Linked DNA regions of Homo sapiens: region 2 is linked to region 1. Evidence: chromatin loops called from intact Hi-C (ENCODE). Cell type or tissue: left ventricle myocardium inferior. All regions are shown on one strand. Links, peaks and the distances in the headings refer to the core of each region. The heading gives the core; the rest is flanking DNA. Region 1 overlaps LINC01503 (long intergenic non-protein coding RNA 1503). Region 2 overlaps LOC105376289 (a long non-coding RNA gene).

What was found. Hi-C counts contacts between places; a loop is a spot of excess contacts. Peaks named below come from ENCODE experiments on the same cell type or tissue, not always from the same donor. Only the 100,000 strongest peaks of a DNase experiment are listed, where the experiment ranks them.
Region 2: it touches region 1 in a loop (1.9-fold over the local background); 2 of 110 quality-filtered maps call a loop at or near these places.

The regions. Positions count from the first base shown.
Region 1 is chr9:129,339,037-129,347,538 of GRCh38, reverse strand. It overlaps LINC01503 (long intergenic non-protein coding RNA 1503), which reads right to left. Exons shown (of 4, transcript NR_120686.1): 3 at 5,496-5,707; 4 at 62-313. Among named protein-coding and RNA genes, the nearest start is that of LINC01503, 6.4 kb to the right of the region's middle. In left ventricle myocardium inferior, for the core only: a CTCF peak has its summit at 3,475; a DNase peak (open chromatin) is centred at 3,458; H3K27ac peaks cover 2,309 bases.
Region 2 is chr9:129,194,962-129,203,463 of GRCh38, reverse strand. The region is part of intron 1 of LOC105376289 (a long non-coding RNA gene); the gene reads right to left. Among named protein-coding and RNA genes, the nearest start is that of IER5L, 21 kb to the right of the region's middle. RefSeq lists a silencer at 217-626 and an enhancer at 380-674. In left ventricle myocardium inferior, for the core only: no CTCF peak of the experiment used is centred there; DNase peaks (open chromatin) are centred at 533, 4,913 and 5,313; H3K4me3 peaks cover 1,117 bases; H3K27ac peaks cover 3,196 bases; H3K27me3 peaks cover 942 bases.

The DNA.
Region 1 (8,502 bases), core at 426-8,425:
CAAGCGATTCCACTTTTAGGAAGTTATACCACGGACGCATTCACACGGCAACAAGGGGAAATGCTGAAAGAAACTCATTGCATCGTGTTTTTAATAACAGAGCTTTGGAAATGCCTTAAACACCCATCCGGGGGACTGATGATGAACACGAAGAGTGCACAGTGCAAGAGTATTCGGCTGGTAAAAATACCTGCCTGAGGCCGGGTGCAGTGGCTCACACCTGTAATCCCTGCACTTTGGGAGGCCGAGGCAGGTGGATCACTTGAGGTCAGGAGTTCAAGACCAGCCTGGCCAACATGGCAAAATCCGGTCTCTACAAAAAAAAAAATAATAATAATAATAAATATATATATATACACACACACACACACACACATACACACACACACAAAAATTAGCTGGGGGTGGTGGTGCATGTCTATAATACCAGCTACTTGGGAGGCTGAGGCAGGGGAATCGCTTGAACCTGGGAGGTGGAGGTTGCAGTGAGCCAAGATCATGCCACCGCACTCCAGCCTGGACGAGAGAGCGAGATCCGTCTCAAAAAAAAAAATGCCTGCCTGCTAGGGCCCGTCCCCGGGATTCTTCAAGGACAGAAAAAGAACAGGAAGCCTTCATTTGTATTTTGAAAGGGGCAGCTCGATTCACACCCCACCCTGACTGTGAGTAGAAACATCTAGTGCTCACCTATAGCCAGTTTTCGTCTCTTTCTTAGGACCCGCCACCTTTGCGGTTGCATGAGGCCCCCGGCTAGTGAGCCGTGGGAGGAAGTGATGTGATGCTCTTTCCCGTGACTCAGTGATCTGGAGATGGGGGTGCCACCAGCAGGAGGCAGCCTGGATTTTTAAGCCTCCCTTCATAGCGAGGGCAGTTACCCCGAAGAATCACCTGGAGGCTGGGCACGGTGGCTCACACCTGTAATCCCAGCACTTTGGGAGGCCGAGGTGGGCAGATGACTTGAAGTCAGCGGTTCGGGACCAGCCTGGCCAACATGGTGAAACCCCGTCTCTACTAAAAATACAACAATTAGCTGGGCGTGACGGCACACGCCTATAGTCCCAGCTACTCGGGAGGCCGAGGCAGGAGAATCGCTTGAACCCGGGAGGCGGAGGCTGCAGTGAGCTGAGATTGTGCCACTGCACTCCAGCCTGGGCAACAGAGAGAGACTCTGTCTCCAAAAAAAAAAAATAAAAGAATTGCCTGGACACACAGCAGACTTTGCCGGATGCGAAACAAACCTTGACCATTTTAAGGCGCTCAGATGCGGGGTTCATTTGTTACCACAGCAGAGGGAGCCCTGCTGACCAATACAGCTGCACACCCAGGCACAGGTGAAGCCTGGCCCGGGTCCTGAGGGGACTCTTGGAAAACCACATTCCAGTTCAGGAGATGCTGAGAGATCTTGGCAAGTCCTTTGACTCTTCTAGGCCCGTTTCCCCATGTGGATGGTGGGGTAAGGGACTTTTTCTCCTCTGACTAAGGCCTATGCTGCTTAAATCCCTAACCCCAAAGGCTCAAGGAAGACCTGCCAGTCCTATAGGGGCAGCTGGGTGCTCACTGCACATTGGCCGCTGGGAAGAGCACCTCGGAGGCATCATGGAACCCTCACAGTGGCTCCAGGAGGGAGGTGCCATCACGATCCCATTTCCCCATGAGAAAACTGAGCTTCAGAGAGGCAAGGTTACTTGCCCAGGAACACTAGCATCTGAGATTTTTGACTGCTCTAATGCCAATTACCGCCTGGTATTTTTATTTCTTACAAAAGCAACTAACTTAAGGCCGGGAGTTGGTTCACGCCTGTAATCCCACGCTTTGGGAGGCCCAGACAGGAGGATGGCTTGAGGCCAGGAGTTCTAGACCAGCCTGAGCAACATAGTGAGACCGTGTGTCCACAAAAAAGTAAAAAACTAGCTGGATGTGGTAGCTACTCCGGAGGCTGAGGTGGGAGGATCGCTTGAGCCCAGGAGTTCAAGGCTGCAGTGAGCTGTGGTGGTTCCACAACACTTCAGCCTGAGTGACAGAGTGAGACACTGTCTCAAAAAAGAAAAAAGAAAAAAAACTTAAAAGAAAGCCAGCTGTCAATAACATAAGAGAACTGAGAATAAAAATTTTTTAAAATACACATAAAATGTGCCATCTTAACCATTTTTAAGTGTGTAGTTCTGTAGTGTTAAGTACATTCATGCTATTGTGCAACGGTCACCACCATCCACCCACAGAACTCTTTTCATCCTGTAAAACTTAAACTCTGTACCCGTGAAATACTAACTCCTCCTTCTCCCTGGCCATCACCATTCCACTCTCTGTCTCTATGAATGTGACTTCTTTAGAGCCTCACATAAGTGGAATCCTATTGTATTTGTCCTTTTGTGACAGGCTATTTTACTTAGCGTAATGTCTTCAAGGTTCATCCATGTTATAGCGTGTGTCAGAATTTCCTTTTTATGGCTAAATAATATTCCATTGTACGTATGTATCAAATTTTGTTTATTCCTGCATTCAAGGACACTTGAGTTGCTTCCACCTTCTGGCTATTGTGAGTGATGTTGCTATGAAGATGGGAGCATGAATATGTCTTCGAGGCCTTGCTTTCAACGCGTTTGGGTACATACCCAGAAGTGGAAATGCTAGATCATATGGTAATTCTATTTTTACTTTTTTTGAGGAACTGCCATGCTGTTTTCCACAGCGGCTGCACCATTTTCATTCCTACCAGCAATGCTTGAGAGTTCCAATTTCTCCACCTCCTCCCCACCAGCCCTTGTTCTTTCTGGTTCCTGATAGTAGCCATCCTAATGGGTGGGAGGTGACGTCTCATCCGGGTTTTCATCTGCATTTCCCTAATGATTAAGGAGGGGATAAGGGCTTTTTCTTTTTTCTTTTCTTTCTTTTTTTTTTTTTTTTTTTTTTGAGACAGAGTCTTACTCTGTCGCCCAGGCTGCAGTGCAGTGGCGCAATCTCGGTTCACTGCAACCTCCGCCTCCCGGGTTCAAGCGATTCTCCTGCCTCAGCCTCCTGAGTAGTGGGATTACGGGTGCATACCACCACACCGGACTAGTTTTTGTATTTTGGGTAGAGATGGGATTTCACCTTGTTGACCAGGCTGGTCTTGAACTCCTGACCTCAATTGATCTGCCTGCCTTGGCCTCCCAAAGTGCTGGAGTTACAGTCATGAGCCACCTCGCCCAGCCTGGTGAGGGTTTTTTCAATGCCGCTGGTGGGTCTACAGCAGTGCAGTCACCTGGTTCTGCTTCCACAGGAGGAAATGAGGGTCCCGGTGCCACCCCCCTCCCGGGGATGTTGTGGGAGTCCTCGAGCCCCAAACAAGCTAGTGGGGCTGCGTCTGCAGTGTGACCTGTGCCCCAGTGAACAGGCTGGGGGCCCAACTTCTCCGGAACCTCAGCCTCCGCCGATGTTGCAACCTCTCCTTCCCCTGCTGGGCCTCAGCAGGAACTGAGCTGGGCTTTTCCAGCTCCGGCCAATCCTGTGACCTGCAGTCCCCACCCAGCCTGGAACTCAGAGCAGAGAGGAGTCAGCACCACAGGGAGGCAGGTGACAGGGTCGTCTGCATGTCCCTTGGCTTCCGCATCCAGACAAAGGGCAGCTCTGTGTACAGTGTGTACAGGACATGCAGGACGAGCGTGCGGACTGTGTGGCCAGACAGATGCGGTCTGAGTCCCATTTCTGCCATTTGCCAGTGGTGTGACCTGGATAAGTCACTTCCCCTCCCCAGCCCTCACTTCGATCTGTGAAATGGTGCTTGGCACGCGGTAAGAACTCAGTACCTCCTACGATTCTCAACCCCATCCTTCTCCTCATCACCATCAACATCCACCAGGATGACCAGGTCACGCCTGTGTCCAACCATCCATGGCTCCCCCACTGCCTGCCAGAGACAGCCCATCACACTCTCATGGCTGCTGGCCACCGCCCAGACTGACCCCTGCCCACATCTCCATCCTCCTCTCCCTCTCGCTCGTCACATTCGGGGCTGCCCTCCTGTCCCTCAAACGCGAAGCTCTCCCTCCAGCCACAGGGCCTTTGCATATGCTGTTCCCTGCCTGGAATGTGCTTTCCCCACCCCATCCTGCGCTCCCTCTTCATCAGTTACCTCCTAAAAGACCTCTGAACCATGAAATTATTGGAATACTGTCCGTCTCCCTACGTCACTCTGTGAGGCCAGGATCATGCCTGCTTTGCTTCCCACTAAAGACAAGGTTGGTCCAGGTGCCCCCCAAATATTAGCCAAATGGAATTATTCCTTTCCAGAAAACCCCTGATTTTGGAAACTCAGGTTCCTTCCACAAAAACAAGCTATTCCCCACATAACTAAATAAGCTTTAACTTTCATACCTTTGGAAGGTTTTTTCCCCTTCATTAAGTGAACCAACCTGAGAAAGCCCTCAGCTACATCCTGTGTCCTCATTTTTCAGCTCAGAAAAATATGGTCACTGCACTTGGAGCAGCTGCTCCCAACGCCTGCCACGCCTCCTCCCAGCCCAGCCTCTGGCTGCCCCTTCCTCAGGACTCAAGGGAGGTTTTGGGCTGCTCTCTGGGTGACCCCTTGCTTGGGAATAAACACCCACCCTGAGGGACGGAGGACCCAGGTGGAGGTGCAGATGCGTTTCAGCCCCAACAACAAGGTCTTCAAGAGCCACAGTGAACCCTGCTCGGTGTCAGGGCCTGACCCAGCCGGGTGACACACAGCACCACAGCCAGCCGGGGGGCGAGGGTCACCTGGTTCTGCTTCCACAGGAGGAAATAAGGGTCCCAGTGCCACCCCCCTCCCGGGGATGTTGTAGGAGTCCTCGACCCCTAAACAAGCTAGTGGGGCTGCGTCTACAGCGTGACCTGTGCCCCAGTGAACAGGCTGGGGGCCCAACTTCTCCGGAACCTCAGCCTCTGCCAGGTTCCGGACCCCAGGAGGGCCATGGGCAGGAGGCCCAGCAAGACTGTGTGGCCCAAACCCATGCCTGTGTCCATCCTTCCATCCCCTTGCATATATATATATGTGTGTGTGTGTGTATATATACACATATACATATATATATATATATTTTTTTTTTTGAGACAAGTCTTGCTCTGTTGCCCCCAAGCTGGAGTGCAGTGTCACGATTTTGGCTCACCGCAACCTCCGCCTCCCAAGTTCAAGCGATTCTCCTGCCTCAGCCTCCTGAGCAGCTGGGGTTACAGGCGTGCATCACTGCGCCCAGCTAATTTTTGGTTTTTTTTTTTTTAGTAGAGACGGGGTTTCATCACTAAACCTGTTGGCCAGGCTGGTCCTGAACTCCTGACCTCAGGTGCTCTGCCCGCCTCAGCCTCCCAGAGTGCTGGGATTACAGATGTGAGCCACCTCGCCCAGCCTCCTTGCTTATCTATTTCAACAGTTATTTAGTGAGCACCTACTATGTGCTCAACCCAGTTTTTGGGAAGCCTAGTGAAGACCCCAGGTCCCGCCCTCCTGACCAAGCAATTTACACAAACCCCATACTTACTTCTGGAGAGGAGACCTAGGGCTCTGCATTCGTCCCCAGGCTCACCACCCAGCGCATTCTCTGGGCTCAGGGTCTCTGGGTAGGGGCTGGCTCTACAGGATGCTCCAGAGGGCCTCGTGGGGAGGGTGTATTCAGAGAGGGGTAGTGCACGCGTCCACTCCAGATGGTCCTCAGGGAAAGAACTTTCTCCACACGGTCATGTGAGCAGGCTCCTGGCAGCAGTCACACATCAGCATCACTGTTGCTACTGTGGTTGGGGCCAGCTCAGGCAGGGTGACACCAAGACAAAGGCCTGCAGGAAGGATGGGCTATCCCCAAACATAGGCGAGTGGAGGGAGGACTTAGGGTCACCGTCGGCTGGACTTCACGGACACCGAGGGTGAGCCCCGGGGTGAAGGAGCCATGCCCCGGCCACAGTGAGGACCAGGAAACCTCCCCTGGGGCTGGAGGCGGGGGTCCCAGATGAGCATCTGCTATTTGAGTTCTCACGGGGATCACCTTCCTGGGGGTGACAGCAGCCAAACAAAGCACACAGCTAGGTGGCCACGAGGGGAAGGCCCGGGAGCCTGGGTCAGGAAGCGGGTGGGAGGAGGGTGGGCCGGGGGCTGGGGAATGCTGCAGGGAAGGAGGGAGCGGTGAGGACGGCCGCCACACGTCAGGAGGGCTGGCTTCTGGGGCCCAGCACCCGGCAAATCTTGAAAGAGAGGAAGAGGAGCGGGCGTGAGGCCAGAGGGGACCCCAGGGCCACTGTGGGGACGTGAGTTCTGGGAGGTGCCGGCCTGAGGGGCCATCCTGTCTGCCGTTCCCCGGGGAGGCTTGGGTGGGCAGAGACATTCCCCACGGGTGACATTCCCCACGGGTTTCCAAGGGAGAGCCCCCTGTGGGACTGGAGAGCCCAGGGGACTGCAGAGACTAGAGAGAGATGAGACCAGGAAGACACCAAGGCCCGGACCAGGGCAGCCAGAAGGGCCCTCAGCGCTGGTCCCTGCAGCTCCTCCTAAGCCAGATCTGCCAGGGGAGCTCGGAAATGCCTGTCGCGGAGCCTCGGTCCATCCGCCCCTCCCAACCGGTCCGGCACATCCAGGCGCACACACATCTGTCCACAAACACACCCTCCCTCACACACACACAACTCACACACACACCAATTCACACATACACAACTCACACACCAACTCACACGCACACAACTCACACGCACAGCAACTCACATACACATCAACACACACATACACAACTCACACACCAACTCACATATGTGCCAACTCACATGCCAACTCACACACGGACTCACACACACACCAACTCACATGCACACCAACTCACACATACACAACTCACACACCAACTCACACATACATAACTCACACCAACTCACATGCCAACTCACACAACTCATATGCGCTCACACATACACAACTCACACACCAACTCACATATGTGCCAACTCACATGCCAACTCACACACGAACTCACACACCAACTCACATGCACACCAACTCACACATACACAATTCACACACCAACTCACACATACACAATTCACACACCAACTCATACATAATTCACACCAACTCACATGCCAACTCACACACCAACTCAACTCACATGTACACCAATACACACACATACACAAGTCACTTACACACCAACTCACATACACACCAACTCACACATACACAACTCACACCAACTCATACCAACTCACATACACAACTCACACACCAACTCATACACACCAACTCACACATACACAACTCACACACCAACTCATACACACCAACTCACACATACACAACTCACATCAACTCGCATACACACCAACTCACACATCTCACATACACACCAACTCACACGCATACCAACTCACACATACACAAGTCACTCACACCAACACACCAACTCACACATACACAACTCACACTAACACACACCAACTCACATACACAACTCATACCAACACACACACCAACTCACACATATACAACTCACACTAACACACACCAACTCACACACACCAACTCGCATGCACACCAACACACACTAACTCAAATACACACCAACTCACACTCACACCCTTACACATACACAACTCACACACCAACTCACACACACACCCTCACCCCAACACAACCTCACACATATACAACACACACACCAACTCACACCCACACACTTTCACACACACCCTCACACACCCTCACACACACCAACTCCCATGCACACATCCTCCCTCATACACAACTCACAGACCCATGCACACACCCTTGCCCCCACCCAACACAACCTCACATATACACAACTCACACACCAACTCACATGCACACACCCTCACTCCCAACGCAACCTCACAACTCACACACACCAACTCACACACCCTCACACCAACTCACACGCCCACACCCTCACCCCAACACAACCTCACACACACAACTCACACCAATGCACATATACACATCCTCACACACATTTACATACACCCCTGCTCACAGACACTCTCTCTGGCTCTCTCTCACACACACACACACACCCTACCCCCCACTAGGGCTCAAGGACCCCTCCAGTGTCCTCAGGGCACTGGCCCAGGGGGCGGCAAGGAGGGTGATTCCCAAATAGCAGCCCCCAGAGCCCAGGTTCTGCCCCCAGAGAAGCTCAAGTCCAGACACCAGAAGGACCTCCCTTCATCCTGAAGACATTTACATGAGGAGAGCCACTTCCCCGAGTGACTCAACATGCACAGATCTGGAGGGACACACACACGCACACGCAGAGGGCTTCTCTAGACAGCTGTGTGCACCCCTCACTTCCGGCTCAGGATTCCCAGGCTCCAGCCCGGCCCCAGCAATCCAAGTCCTTCCCATCTATGCAAAGCTCAGGGGTGCCTCTGGCTTGTGGGGGCCTCATGGAGCCATATCCTGTTCCCTCATTCCAGAGGCTTTCCCTGCCTAGTGGGGCAGCTCTGGGGCCAGGAGAGCGGGGACGGCCCCAGCCTGAACCACAGGGAAGT
Region 2 (8,502 bases), core at 23-8,022, 140 kb after region 1:
TCACCGGCCCCTGGAAGCCTTGCCCATACCCCAGGTCCGTCAGGCCCCTGTGCCACCCTCCTCCTCTCCGGTGGGGTCATCTGGTGTGTCACTCAAGACTGAATGTCGGTGATCCCCTCCCCCGCCCACCCCGACTTTAAGCGCTGTCCCCAAAGGGCCAGACACACACTCGACAATCAAGGTGTGGCTAACGGAGACCGAAAAGGTTCCAGCGAGATCAAGCGTTTTAAAGCGCCCGGGGTGATGTTTGAGAGAGGAGGGTGGGGGAGTCAAGGGTGGGGCAGGATCCCAGCCCCGCCCCTTAAAGGGTCCCGGGAGTACGCGACAGAACTGTCCTGGGGTCCCCGGCGCAGTAGGATTAATTCAAAAGGCCTGCGGAGGGTGGAGGTCCCCCAGGGGAGGGGTCCTAGGGCCCCGTGAGCCGCGCGGGCGCCGGGCTGCTCCGCGAACGTCCGCGCCAGCGGCTGCCCGGGGGACAGGGCCTGAACTACAACTCCCATGATGCTGTGCGGCATGGCGGGCCCGGGCGGGGCGGGCGCTGGTGGCTCCGCCCCTCGCGGCCTTCTGGGGACTGTAGTTCTACCCGGAGGGGCGCGGCCTGGGTTTTGGGGCGTCTGGGCATTCTTATCGTCTCGGGGAAAGGGGAGCCTCTGCGGCCCGCGAGGAGGAAGGGACTGAGGGCGCTGACTGCCTGCAGGGCGGTCGGTGGCTCCCTTCTCTCCAGCAGCAGCCTCTCCCAGCATCATTTCCCAACAATACCAGCTGCTACAGTATTTAGTGAGCACCTACTATGCGCTAGGCCCTGTGCTGATCTCTTAAAGGACAAAGACAGAGACAGGCATGGTTCTTTGCTGAGCACACAGCCCAGGCAGGGAGACAGGCCAGGGATGTTTAATCACACAAATACATAATTACCTGTGATGGGTCCAAAACAACAGGGGCCACAAGGACGGGGACTTTTGGAACCAAGGACAGACACACAGAGTTAGACCACGGAATGGAATCTTTAGAATTTGAAGGGTGAATTTTATGGGTGGGTTGGGAAAATTCAGAACTAGCCCTGCCAACCCCTTCATTATACCGATGAGGAAATTGGCCCAGAGGCCAGGCGTGGTGGCTCGTGCCTATAATCCCAGCAGTTTGGGAAGTCGAGGTGGGTGGATCACTTGAGGCCAGGAGTTCGAGACCAGCCTGGCCAACATGGTGAAACCCTGTCTCTGCTAAAAATACAAAAATTAGGGAGGCATGGCGGTGCGCACCTGTAGTCACAGCTACTTGGGAGACTAAGACAGGAGAATCGCTTGCCCCAAGGGGGCGGAGGTTGCAGTGAGCCGAGATCATGCCACTGCACTCCAGCCTTGACGACAGAGCGAGACTCTGTCTCAAAAAAAAAAAAAGAAAAAAAAAAATTGTCCCAGAGACAGGAAGGGACTTTCCCGAAGTCACAAGCAGATCAGAGGAAGTTGGTCCAAGGAGGCCCACCCAGATGTTAAACTCCCAAGGACAGGGCCCCGGGTCTTACATGTCTTCTTGGCCCCCTCCCACCCCACCCCACCCCCCATACATGTCTCCCACCCAGCCCTGCATGGTTAGTGTGAGGAACAGCTCCACGGGCAAAGACAGCGAATGCCCTATGTCTGCCCTCAGTGAAAACACAGGGCTCGGGGCCTCGAAAATTGCACACTCCCTTGATGTGGCAGGAAAACAAGATTGACCGCATAGGGCCTCCAAGACCCTTGAATCATCCCTAAGAGAGTGGCCCTTCTACCCTGAGCAGGCAGGCAGAGATGCCCAGTGCGGGCTGAGCATGGAGCCCTTCTTCCAGAGTCTGCAGGGCGAGCACAGTCCTCATTCAAGCAAGGGAGCTTGCGTCTCTGCCTGTTCCCCATCAGTGAAAAATACACCCACCTCATGCCATCGTTCTAGCAGAAAAACCAAAGATGATGGATGTGTAGGGCATTTTCCAAGCAGAAGAGGTGCCAGTGTGAGTCACTATCCGCTGCATGCCCTGATGCGACGCCATGGGACAGCCAGAAGCCATCTGTGGCCTGCTGCTGGGTGCCAACCAGGGGACAGGCTGCCAGGGCTGGAGGTGTGCAATCCAGGAAGGAGAGGGGCTGCAAGCCTTTCTCCAAGGAATCAGGGCTTCATCGGAGCCCTGAGGATGCCCCCGTCAAGTCTCTGAGGTGAGCAGGGAATGGGCCTCCCTCGGTGACGTGTCTCCAGTGCTCAGTTTAAATAGCAGCTTCAGCAAATCTGAACGCACCATGGCTCCCTGCGGTCCTCCAGATGAAGTCTGCACTCTTCACCCTGACCCCTGCCCCTGACCCCTGGGGCTTTCTGTCCCCAGAATTCACCAAGGCCTTCCCTCCTTCGGGCCTTTGCAGGCCTTTAGGATTGCACCCCAAAAGTCAACCCAAGCTCTTCTCCCTTTCCTCCTTCTACTATAGAGACCAGCAAAATTTTAAGACTTGATTTTCTGGGGGCCAGGCGCTGTGGCTCACGCCTGTAATCCCAGCACTTTGGGAGGATGAGGCAGGTGGATCACCTGAGGTCAGGAGATCAAGACCAGCCTGGCCAATATGGTGAAACCCCATCTCTACTAAAAATATAAAAAATTAGCCAGGCATGGTGGCAGGGGCCCATAATCCCAGCTACTCAGGAGGCTGAGGCAGGAGAATCACTTGAACCCGGGAGGCAGAAGTTGCAGTGAGCCGAGATTGCACCATTGCATTCCAGCCTGGGCAACAAAAGCAAAACTCCATCTCAAAAACAAAACAAACAAACAAAAGAAAACCTCGATTTTCCAAGCCTCCTTGCTGTCCAAGGTGGCCATGTAACCCAGATCTAGCCAGTAAGTTAGAACAAAAGTCCCTGAGGAGCAATTCCCTTTCTGAATAAAGAGATGGAGCTGGCAAGGAAAAGGCCCTCTCACTCTTTGCTCTTCGGCCTTTTGCTCCTTCTCCTTCCTCTTGCCTGGAACATGGATGTGAGGCCCGGAGGTGCCGCAGCCATCTTGTGACCATGAGGCAGCAACTGTGAGGACACAGCCTCCACACTGAAGACAGTGAAAGGGAAGATAGAGCAGGGGTGGCCGTGCCATCTGTAAGTTACTACACCAACCCGACTACCCACCGAAGGCTTATCATTGGCTAAAGCAAAATCTTCTGTCTGTATAAGCCCCTGTATTAGTAGTTTCTTTATTTACAATGAACGTAATACTTATGCTACACAGCCAGCCCTTCACGAGGAACCCCTGCAGAACTTGCATTCTCACTCTCCTTGGGGCTCACTGCGTGCCCGCCACTGCGCTGGCCTCTCTTAGTTCTCTGATCACACTGAACTTATTCCTGTCTCAGGACCTTTGCACTGGCTGGGCCGGCTAGAGGCTGCTGGCTCTTCCTTACCACTCTGGCGGTCTCAGTTTAAACCCCACGTCCTGAAAAACGCCTTCCCTCTCTGCCGCACAATCTGTAGGAGCCTCCCCAGGCCCCTCTACCCCATGAGTCGGTTTCTTTTCCCCACCACTCCTTACTGCTGTCTGCTGCTTTCTCTACCTGCTTCTTCATCTGCTTGGTGCACAGAACGGCAGCTCCATAGGGAGTCCGGCTGCCTGTGTTGAGTGCCTCTGTGTCCCCAGTGTGTGGCATATAGTAAGTACTCAATAAAGGTTTGCTGGATGAATTATTCAGTGTCTTTTTTGTTTGTTTTGTTTTGGAGACAGAGTTTCGCTTTTGTCACCCAGACGAGTGCAGTCCCGCGATCTTGGCTCACTGCAACCTCTGTCTCCCAGGTTCAAGCTATTCTCCTGCCTCAGCCTCTCAAGTAGCTGGGATTACAGGCACCCACCACCACGCCCGGCTAATTTTTTGTATTTTTAGTAGAGATGGGGTTTCATCATGTTGGCCAGGCTGGTCTCAAAGTCCTGACCCCAGGTGACCCACCCGCCTTGGCCTCCCAAAGTGCTGGGATTACAGGCGTGAGCTACCAGGCCCGGCCATTTATTCAGTGTATTAATTAATGCCAATCTCTCTGCTGATGTGTCCTGTCTCTCTGCCTGGGAGCTGGAAACCCCCACTCTTTCCTTTGAGCTGTTCCTCCTGGGAAAGCCTTCCTGGCACTCCCAGACCTGGGCTGGGACATCTGTGGTTCCCGCACCCATGACTTTAGGTGTCTCTCTGCCGCCACCCTTTCACAATTCTAACTGCAAGGTGGTTGACGTCTTCATCTGTTAGATGTCATCTCCCCCTCCAGGCCATAAACTTCAAGAGGACAGGGACTATCTTCGTTTCCTGCTCCATGGCCCATGCCTGGCGCAGGTCGATGTGTTTGTTGAATGAATGAATGACAGCAGCTGCTTCCAGACTGGAAGATCTCAGGCTAGACGACAGGAGTCACCCAAGTCCCATCCCTTCCCACCCCAGCCCGCCCCCTCCCCCGGAAGAAAAACTAAATCAAAGCCGCGTGTCCCACCCAGTTCAGATCTGCCTTGTTCTGAACAAAGGGGCAGCTGGTGCCTCTGCCCAGACAGACGCCTGCATCAGCAACACGCAAAGCCAGCCTTGCCGCGCAGCCCGAGGGTCTCGGGGGGCTGTTCCTTAGCAAGATTTTGCCCCTTTCCCTCCACTTCATCCTCCTATTCACCCTCTCCCCCAAATAACAGCACACACCCTCAACCCTCGTGTGGAATTTTTCGTCTTCAAAGCACTTCCTAAGCATTAGCTCATTAGCAGAGCGGCCCCTTGACACCACGAGGCTGCTCCCTGGGTGTCTTCTGAGTCATAACGCTCGAGTTTACCGACAAAAACAAGTTTTTCCCATAGAGCGGATTCGGCGCCACAGCCAAGATCACTGTCTCAGAAAAAAAGGGAAGAAGGAAGGAGAGAAACACTGCCTCTGGCAAGCGCCAGCCAAGCACTGATCCCCGTGTCAGCTCTAAGCACTAGGAGACCCGAGAGATGCCAGGCTCAGCGTAGGGGCCACCGAAGCTTCCGTCCCCTGCCCTGGGCTGGAACCCTCCACCAGGAGGAGATGTCACAGCGTGGCCCCTGACACCTGGCACCTCTCCCAGCGTCTCTCCCTGCACCCACATCTGGTTTCCCACCACTAGGAATGTTTCCCGCCTCCCACTCCATCCCCACCCCGCAAACACAGCCATAAGCCCTAAGCCCAGAGGACGGGATAACCATTTGCTGCCTAATAAATGACGGGTGGTGTCAGCCAGCCCGGACAGAGGGCAGTTACTCTGGCATTGAACAGACCTGGGTTCAAATCCCAGATCTGCTCCTTACAAGCTCTGGGACCTTGGCCAAGTGGCCGAGACTGTTTCCTCGTCTGTGGAATGAGGCCGCACTGGCCCTGCCTCCCTCAGGGTCGTCTGTGAAATGATGAGTGGAGAGCACTGGGGCACTTGGAGTCAGCGATGTTCTCAGCCAAGGGAGCAGCTGCCAATTTCTCTGGTTTTAGGGGTTACAGAGTGGCTTCCATTCCAGAGGCAGAGCACAGGTCCCAGGGTAGGGGACTCAGTACTGGGCATTACGGAAGCCCCCACAAGAGTCAGGGAGGATCGTGGCCTTCTCCCTGCAGGAGGGGCTGGTCTTAGCACCCCTGCCTCTGTACCCCACACCATCTCATCCACAGAAGAGGCATTGAATAAAGATCCAAACTAAAAGCCTCATGTAAACCAATACAAAAGCTGGACTGGGCCATACATAGTGGCTCATAACTGTAATCCCAGCACTTTGGGAGGCCAAGGCGGAGGATCACTTGACGCCAAGAGTTTGAGACCAGCCTCGCCAAACATGGCAAGATCTGTCTACAAAAAATTTATTTTTTTGTTTTGTTTTTGTGAGACGGAGTTTCAGTCTTGTTGCCCAGGCTGGAGTGCAATGGTGAGATCTTGGCTCACTGCAACCTCTGCCTCCTGGGTTCAAGCGATTCTCCTGCCTCAGCCTCCTGAGCAGCTGGGACTACAGGCGCCCGCCACCACGCCCAGCTAATTTTTTGTATTTTCAGTAGAGATGTGGTTTCACCATGTTGGCCAGACTGGTCTTGAACTCCTGACCTTAAGTGATCCACCCACCTTGGCCTCCCAAAGTGCTGGGATTACAAGCATGAACCAACACACCCAGCCCCTACAAAAATTTTAAAAATTAGCCAAGCATGGTGGCATGCACGTGTGGTCCCAGCTACTCAAGAGATGGGAAGATTGCCTGAGCCGGGGAGGACGAGGCTGCAGTGAGCCATGATGACGCCACTGCACTCTGCTCCAGCCTGGGCAACACAGCAAGACCCTGTCTCTAAAAAAAGAAAAGAAAAGAAAATGGCTGGGTGCAGTGGCTCACGCCTGTCATCCTAGCACTTTGGGAGGCCAACATGGGTGGATCACAGGGTCAGGAGTTCGAGATCAGCCTGACCAACATGGTGAAACCCCGTCTCTACTAAAAATACAAAAATTAGCCGGGCGTGGTGGTGGCATGTGCTTATAGTCCCAGCCACTCAGGAGGCTGAGACAGGAGAATCGCTTGAACCCGGGAGGCGGAGGTTGCAGTGAGCCAAGATCTCACCACTGCCCTCCAGCCTGGGCGACAGAGTGAGACTCTGTCTCAAAAGAAAGGAAAGAAGGAAGGAAGGAAGGAAGGGAGGGACGGACAGACAGAGGGAGGGAGAGAGGAAGGAAAGAGAAAGGCCAGGTGCGGTGGCTCACACCTGTAATCCCAGCACTTTAGGAGGCCAAGGCAGGCGGATCACTTGAGGTCAGGAGTTCGAGACCAGCCTGGCCAGCATGGCGAAACCCTGTCTCTACTAAAAACATAAAAATTAGCCAGGTGTGTTGGCGTGAACCTGTAGTCCCAGCTACTCAGGAGGTTGAAGCAGGAGAATCGCTTGAACCCAGGAGGAGGAGGCTGCAGTGAGCCAAGATCATGCCACTGTATTCCAGCCTGGGCAACAGAGTGAGACTGTCTCAGAAAATAATAATAATAAATAAAATAAATAAATACAATGCAAAAAAATTTTTAAAGCTGGTCTGGGTCATGGAAAATGCACCAGAAACACTACTATCTAGAAACTCCTCCCTTGAGTCACAGCAAATATTGATTGGACCCCTACCACGCACCAGGCACTGTGCTGGGCACAGGACACTCCCTCTGGAGATGGTAGGAGACTGCTGGGCATCCCTCCAGGGCACATGCCAGCAACATCCTACTTCGTGCTCCAGCAAAAAGGTCCAAATGTATGTGGCCAAGCAGATGTGGGTGCGCCTTGAGGGCAGAAACCCTGTTCGCTGAGTAAGAACGCTGCTGGACAGTTCGGTGTCCATTTTGTCCCCAGCTACCTTCCTAACAGAACCCTGTTTTGTTCAAGTGGGCAAATATGCCCAGATACAAATACTCACTTCCCAGACTCCTTTGCAGCTAGCTGGGCTGCTTTACCTAATTCTAGCAATGAGATGAAATTAGGAGTCTCCTGCTAAGAATGACCAGGAAATCAATTGTTTTTCTGAAAAAAAGAGGAATTCACCTGGCAGGGGCCTTTTGTACTTTGCCCTTCACCCTTTCCCAATCACCACCCCAATTTTCCTGCCTGGAATGCTGTCCTGAGAGCTGGAGGTGAAGCAGCCGTTTTCTGCCACAAAGAGGAAAGCCACGTGCTAGGTGGCCAGAAGGGCGTCTCCAGAGGCTGCCCAGGCCTGACTGCCTCCCACAGCACCGTGTGCTTCCCGCTCAAGTCATCATTGTTGGGTTTCTGTGAGTCGCAGCTAACCACAAATCCCAACTCATCACCAGGCCACGTCGGAGACCCTCACCGTCAGCAGAGGGGCCAGCACAGAGCGGCCACTTAAGAAACATGCTTGAATGCAGGAGTGAAGGGCTCGATGCGGCAGAACAGACCCCTGAGGTGCCCTGCGGCCCGGAGTCTCCAGACCTGAACTGCAAACTCAGCCCCAAAGGGGAGAGTGCCAGCATGATTCTATCAGACCTACAGAGCCTGGATTCCTCCAGGGCCACACCGTGTGACCCTGAGCAAGTGCCCCCCCCTCTCTGGGCCTCAGTTTCCCTGAGAAGTTAGTGTGTGGGACTTGGTGGTCTTTGTGGACGGTCTTTTAGGGAAGCAGCCAGATTCAGGGTCAGCAACCCCATGATTCTTCCTCCTCTTCTTTCGGGTACGGGAAGGAGGGCTCCTCTCACCTTCAAATCCAAATGCCATGGGGTGGGGGGTTGATAAATCTGGGGACTGGTCACTATCGGAGGAGGGCTGGCACTGACGGGTGCCTCGTGCCAAGCGCCATGCGCTGTCTCTCTGAATCTTCATGCCACCCCGTCACACAAGTGCTCTTCTTTTTTTACTTTATTTATTTGTTTTTTTTGTTTGGTTTGGTTTTTTAGAGTCAGGGTCTTGCCTGTCACCCAGGCTGGAGTGCAGTGGCTCAATCATACCTCACTGCAGCCTTGAACTCCCGGGCTCAAGCGATCCTCCCACCTCACCCTCCCTAGTAGTTGG